2 separate regions of the Homo sapiens genome follow, and region 2 is linked to region 1. A link is an interaction called in ENCODE POLR2A ChIA-PET data of the cell type or tissue named here. Cell type or tissue: GM12878. All regions are shown on one strand. Each heading gives the region's core, and the rest is flanking DNA. Links, peaks and the distances in the headings are about the cores only.

Evidence for each region. ChIA-PET counts read pairs that join two places held together with the same protein. Peaks named below come from ENCODE experiments on the same cell type or tissue, not always from the same donor. Only the 100,000 strongest peaks of a DNase experiment are listed, where the experiment ranks them.
Region 2: POLR2A ChIA-PET joins it to region 1 with 5 read pairs; 23 of 35 experiments call an interaction of 5 or more read pairs at or near these places.

Annotation. Positions count from the first base shown.
Region 1 is chr1:35,045,570-35,048,488 of GRCh38, reverse strand. No RefSeq gene overlaps it. Among named protein-coding and RNA genes, the nearest start is that of ZMYM6, 15 kb to the right of the region's middle. In GM12878, for the core only: a CTCF peak has its summit at 1,279; no DNase peak of the experiment used is centred there.
Region 2 is chr1:34,979,019-34,981,937 of GRCh38, reverse strand. It overlaps TMEM35B (transmembrane protein 35B), which reads left to right. Exons shown (of 3, transcript NM_001195156.2): 3 at 1-558. Among named protein-coding and RNA genes, the nearest start is that of TMEM35B, 4.9 kb to the left of the region's middle. In GM12878, for the core only: no CTCF peak of the experiment used is centred there; a DNase peak (open chromatin) is centred at 1,141.

The DNA.
Region 1 (2,919 bases), core at 261-2,760:
CCACATATTGTATGAATCCACTCATACAAAATGTTCAGAACAAACAATTCCATTGAGACAGAAAGTGGATTGATAGTTGCCTAGGGGTCAGTGGGAAATGGGGAGTGACTGCTAATGGGCAGGGCTTTTTTGTTTTTTTTTTTGTTTTTTGAGATGGAGTCTTGCTCTCTTGCCAGGCTAGAGTGCAGTGGCGCGATCTCGGCTCACTGCAACCTCCACCTCCTGGGTTCAAGTGATTCTCCTGCCTCAGCCTCCCAAGTAGCTGGGACTACAGGCGCACGCCACCATGCCCAGCTAATTTTTGTATTTTTAGTAGAGACAGGGTTTCACCATGTTGGCCAGGATGGTCTCGATCTCTTGACCTCGTGATCCGCCCGCCTCGGCCTCCCAAAGTGCTGGGATTACACGCATGAGCCACCGTGCCTGGCCTTTTTTTGTTTTTTTTTTTTTTTTTTTAGCAATGAAAATGTTGTAATATCAATTGTGGTAATGGTTGCAGAATTCTGTGAATAAACAAAAATCCATTGAATTGTACCCTTTAAATGGGTGAATTGTATGGTATGTGAAATGTATCTCAAAAAAGCTGTTATAAACTTATTTTTCAAAGAAGAAAACCATTCCATGAGAGCCATTTACAGGACATGCTCAATTTAGAGGCAGGTAAAGCACCAGAGTACCAGAAGGGGAAGTCCCAGAGAGAGCCTCCTGAGACCCTTTCTGGCCAGCAGAGTTACAAAATAGAAGTTCCATTCCTAGAGGTCAGATAACAGAGGCAAGCTGGTGGTTTCTGAGTCACATAAGGACAATTTAATCCCACAAAGGAATTCTGGGACCCATGGGAGAAATTGTCTTCCTCCTCCTATAACCAGAGAAAAAGGAAATGCCAAGTGCAGAGAAGCCCAGCAGACAGAGTGAGTCAAGCCTTGACGTGAAGGAAGAAAAATGAAAGAGACCTCACTTCTGAGGCCTGTGGAGCAACAGCTGGAGGTGAGGGTGAGAATCGAGGCCAGAGTGGGTCCAGTCAGAGGATGCAGGGCCAGTGTGTGCAGGTGTGTGCAGAGCTGAGGAGCTGGGTCAGCTCTGGCCATGGGTGGGAGACCTATGATCAAGGCTGAGGGAGAGTGAGAGAGTGAGAATATTTCTATGGTCTCTGGGAAGCAGCAGTTTCTGGATTAGAGCCTGAACCAGTTCTGGCCCCACAGAATTAGGGCATAACCAGAGTGTTTGTGGGTGGGGGCAGTGATTGAGTATTGTTCTCTCTGCTGGAGAGAGGGGGAGCCCAAGGCAGTCAGATGGTAGCTACTGAGGTGTAGCAAGAGAGTTTTTCTCAGGTCTGGGACCAGCATGTGGTCAAGGCCAAACCAGGGCTTCAGTCCACGTAATTCCATGGATGCATTTGTCCTCATTCTGGGTTGAGGAAGGGACTTGCATCAAATCTCTGAAGGTTGAAATAAACCTACAGCGGAGGCATGCTGAAATATTGGCTGAACACTATCCTGTGTGGGCTCACGTTCCTGGGATAGTTCATATTCACTGTCTGACTCTTCTCCAGATGCCTCTGGGTACAGCCCTTGCATTGACTTGTTTTTCTGCCCTGAACCCAGAAGCTTGGTGTTGGAGTTGGTTTTGGCACGATACAAAGCTGGGCCCTTTTACCTCTATTTGCAGGTTCTTGCTTGGTCTTGCTATGGGTCATGTGACTTCGTGTTGGCACCATTGTTCCCCCAATTTTCCCCTAAGTCCACCCCCTCATCTGGTTGCCAGAAGACTATTTATCCTCCCAATTTAAAATTTATCATTACCAGCCTGGAAAAGATTGTGAGTCCTTATCACTACAAAAATTTTTTTTAAAAATTAGCTGGTCATGGTAGGGTGTCCCTATAGTTCCAGCTGCTCAGGAGGCTGGGGGTGGGAGGATTGCTTGAGCCCAGGAGCTCAAGGCTTCAGTGAGCTATGACTGCACCACGGCACTCCAGCCTGGGTGACAGAGCAAGACCCTGTCTCAAATAAATAAAATAAAATAAAATAAAATAAGGCACTCACAGAAGGATTCCAAAGTTCATTTCCTCAGAAGTAGGCCTTCTGGAGGGCTAGTAATGTCCTATATCTTGGTCTGGTTAATGGTTAAAATACTATATTTGCTTTGTAATAATTCATGGAGCTGGTCAGGTATGGTGGCTCACACCTGTAATCCCAGCACTTTGGGAGACTGAGGCAGATGGATCGCTTGAGCTCAGGAGTTCAAGACCAGCCTGAGCAACATAGTGAGACCCTGTCTCTATAAAAATACAAAAATTAGCTAAGCATGGTAGTGCATGCTTGTAGTCCCAGCTACTCAGGAGGCGGAGGCAGGAGGATCACTTGAGCCCAGGAGGCAGAGGTTGCAGTGAGCTGAGATTGTGCCACTGCATTCCAGCCTGGGTGACAGAGTCAGACCTTGTCTCAATAATAACAGTAATAATAATAATAATAACAAAATTCATGGAGTTTTACACTTATAATTTGTACTTTTTTTATGTTTATGGATCTGCCATACCAACAACCTGTGAACTTCTATGTATGTAAAAGAGAAATAAATTTCCATCTTGTTTAAGCCACATATGCAGACCAAGGTAGTGCTCCCAAATCACCAGAAAAGGGGTGATGTAAAGTGCATATTAACAAAAACCTCATGCCTGTAATGCCAGCACTTTGGGAGGCCAAGGCAGGTGGATCACCTGAGGTCGGGAGTTCAAGACCAGCCTGACCAACATAGAGAAACCCCGTCTCTACTAAAAATACAAAATTAACTGGGCATGGTAGCGCATGCCTGTAATCCCAGCTACTTGGGAGGTTGAGGCAGGATAATCACTTGAACCTGGGAAGCGGAGGTTGCAGTGAGCTGAGATCACGCCATTGCACTCCAGCCTGGGCAACAAG
Region 2 (2,919 bases), core at 174-2,673, 66 kb after region 1:
TCTGTCTCTTTATGCCATGCAGCTGTCACAGCAGGAACATGGTAGAACACAGAGTCTATCATCTTGTTACCAGTATAATATCCAGGGTCAGCCAGTGTTGAAAGAGACATTTTGTCTACCTGGCACTGCTTTCTCTTTTTAGCTTTACTACTCTTTTGTGAGGAGTACATGTTATGCATATTAACATTCCTCATGTCATATGAAAATACAAAATAAGCAGAAAAGAAATTTAAATCAACCAAAATTCTGATGCCCCAAATAACCACTTTTAATGCCTTGGTGTAAGTATACCTCTGAACTTTTTTCTGTGCCTTTAAACAGATATATATTTTTTTTAAATGAAAATAAAACCATATATCCTATTTTATTTCCTCCTTTTAAAACCTTATAAACTATAACACTGTTTCATGTCTCTTTTGCCTCATTGCTGTTAATGGCTGCATAGTATTCCATTGCAAGGATGTACTATAATGTATTTAATCCCCCATGAGGAACATTTGGGTTATTCTCAATTTTTTGCTCTCGTAAGCCTCACAGTAAATCACTTTTGCATACTTATTTTCTTCCCCTAGAAGTGAGGGTGCTGGTTCAAAACACATGCATGTTTTTAAGGTTTTTAATACATATTTAAAACGTACAGGTTCTGTATGCAGAGCTTAAGTACTTGCTTCTGCCTATGCCCTTTGAGACATATTAGAGATTCCCTCCCACTCCTTTTTTTCTCTGACATATTAGATGTGCAGAGCTAACAGGTAGGCATTGAGTCATTTGACAGGACCTGAAATCAAGCTCTGGTGGTGATCTGTGGCACCCAGTCCAGTGCTCCTTGACACCTACGTGGAGATGAGGGACAGCCAACTCCATGAAATGCTGAATGGTACAGCAGGGCCCAAAGCCTGGGAGGAATCCCAGAGGTCCTTGGGGGTAGGAAGGGTGCATATGTGTGACAGTTCTCAGGGGAAAAGTGGACAACACGTTAGGGCACCTGCTATTATGTCACCACCATCTTTATCTTAGGTTGGCAGGGCTGTGGGCTTTTGGGAAGTGATGTACCTCCCATGAGGGACTATAGTGAGAAACAGTTCACTTATTTATGCAAATATTCTAGCTATCAGCCTACAGATTGCTTTGAGGGTGGAAAAGAAGTCTCTATTACTCCATTTCATGTTCACTACAAAATGCTAATTCCCATTCTGACTAGTGTGAACCTCAGGCAAGGTGACACTCTCAGTTGGATTTTTTTCTTCTGAGTCTGAAAGCATAGTGGTGTAGTCTGCCTATAGTAAGGATAGATAGATTACACTAAATAAATGGTAGTGTCAAAACAATAAGGAAACCTTTTCTCTCATGTAAGAGGTCCAGAGATAACCACTTCAGTTTCAATGTTGGTCAGTTTGCCTAATGATGGCATCAAGAATCAACATTCTTTAAACTTTCTGCTCTGCTGCTTTCAGTGTATTGGCTATTGCCCTCAGAATTGCGAAATAGCTGCAGCAGCTCCAGACAGTGCATTTGCTATAATATTGAAAGGTGAAAAGAGAGGAAGGGTGCCTTAGAAGACCCTAGATTTGGCTGGGCGCGGTGGCTCACGCCTGTAATCCCAGCACTTTGGGAGGCCGAGGCGGGTGGATCATGAGGTCAGGAGATCGAGACCATCCTGGCTAACAAGGTGAAACCCCGTCTCTACTAAAAATACAAAAAATTAGCCGGGCGCTGTGGCGGGCGCCTGTAGTCCCAGCTACTCGGGAGGCTGAGGCAGGAGAATGGCGTGAACCCGGGAAGCGGAGCTTGCAGTGAGCCGAGATTGCGCCACTGCAGTCCGCAGTCCGGCCTGGGCGACAGAGCGAGACTCCGTCTCAAAAAAAAAAAAAAAAAAAAAAAAAAAAAGAAGACCCTAGATTTTCGCATGGATCTCACTGGGCAGAGCTATGTCCCATTTCCATTCCTAGACTAATGACTGGCAGGAGAATGGAATTCCCATGATGGACTTAGACTAAGATTTACCCACACTGGTCAGCAAGGAAGAAGAGGGGGTAGACAATGGTTTCTGTCACTTACTAGCTTATTTGAAAACTATGGATAATGATAGTAACTATTTCATAGCCTGGCACATAGTAAATGTTCAGTAAATGCTAGTCATTATTAAATATTGATTTGTTTTACAGATGAGAAAATGCATTTGGAAAGCTTGAGTGCCTATATATCAGACCTGGAACTAGAACTAAGTCCTAATTGATTCCAGAACTCAAACTTTTCACTGCACCAGCTGCCAAAGCTGAAAATGGACAGGCATGGCACCCCAGCTCTCTTCAATCTGAGGGTAGATGGGATGACCTGTCTGGGGTGATGAAATCTGCTCTGCTTTCCCAGCATTTCCCCTCTGATTGGAATTTTTTTTTTTTTGAGATGGGGTTTCACCATGTTGGCCAGGCTGGTCTCGAACTTCTGACCTCAGGTGATCCACCTGCCTTGGCCTCCCAAAGTGCTGGGGTTACAGGCATTAGCCACTGTGCCCATCTTGCTTGAAAATTTTGAAGCCCCTGAAAGTAGAGCCTGGAGCCCCGAGGATCCTGGCCTTATTCTTTCTCCACCCCTTCCAGGATGCCACCGCCAGCCCGTCTCCTGCCAGGATGGACTTTGAGTAAAACCTCTCGCAGCTAGCATTAGATTGAGGGCTCCTGTTTACCAAGTCTGGGTCTGTAGGCTGATAAGCAGCTACTGGGCCCCCCAAGCTTGGCTGTAGGACTGCCCAGCAGCTGCAGGAAAGTCAGGGTGCTAGAGGAGTAGGCTGGGCAGCTGGTGTGTACGAGCAGTTGGGATTGACAGCAGCAGGAGGATCTTGAGCCCAAGCAGTGCCTCCTTAGCAGCCCAAGGAGAAGCCAGGCCTCAGGAAACGTGCCCCCCAAACTACAGCCTAAA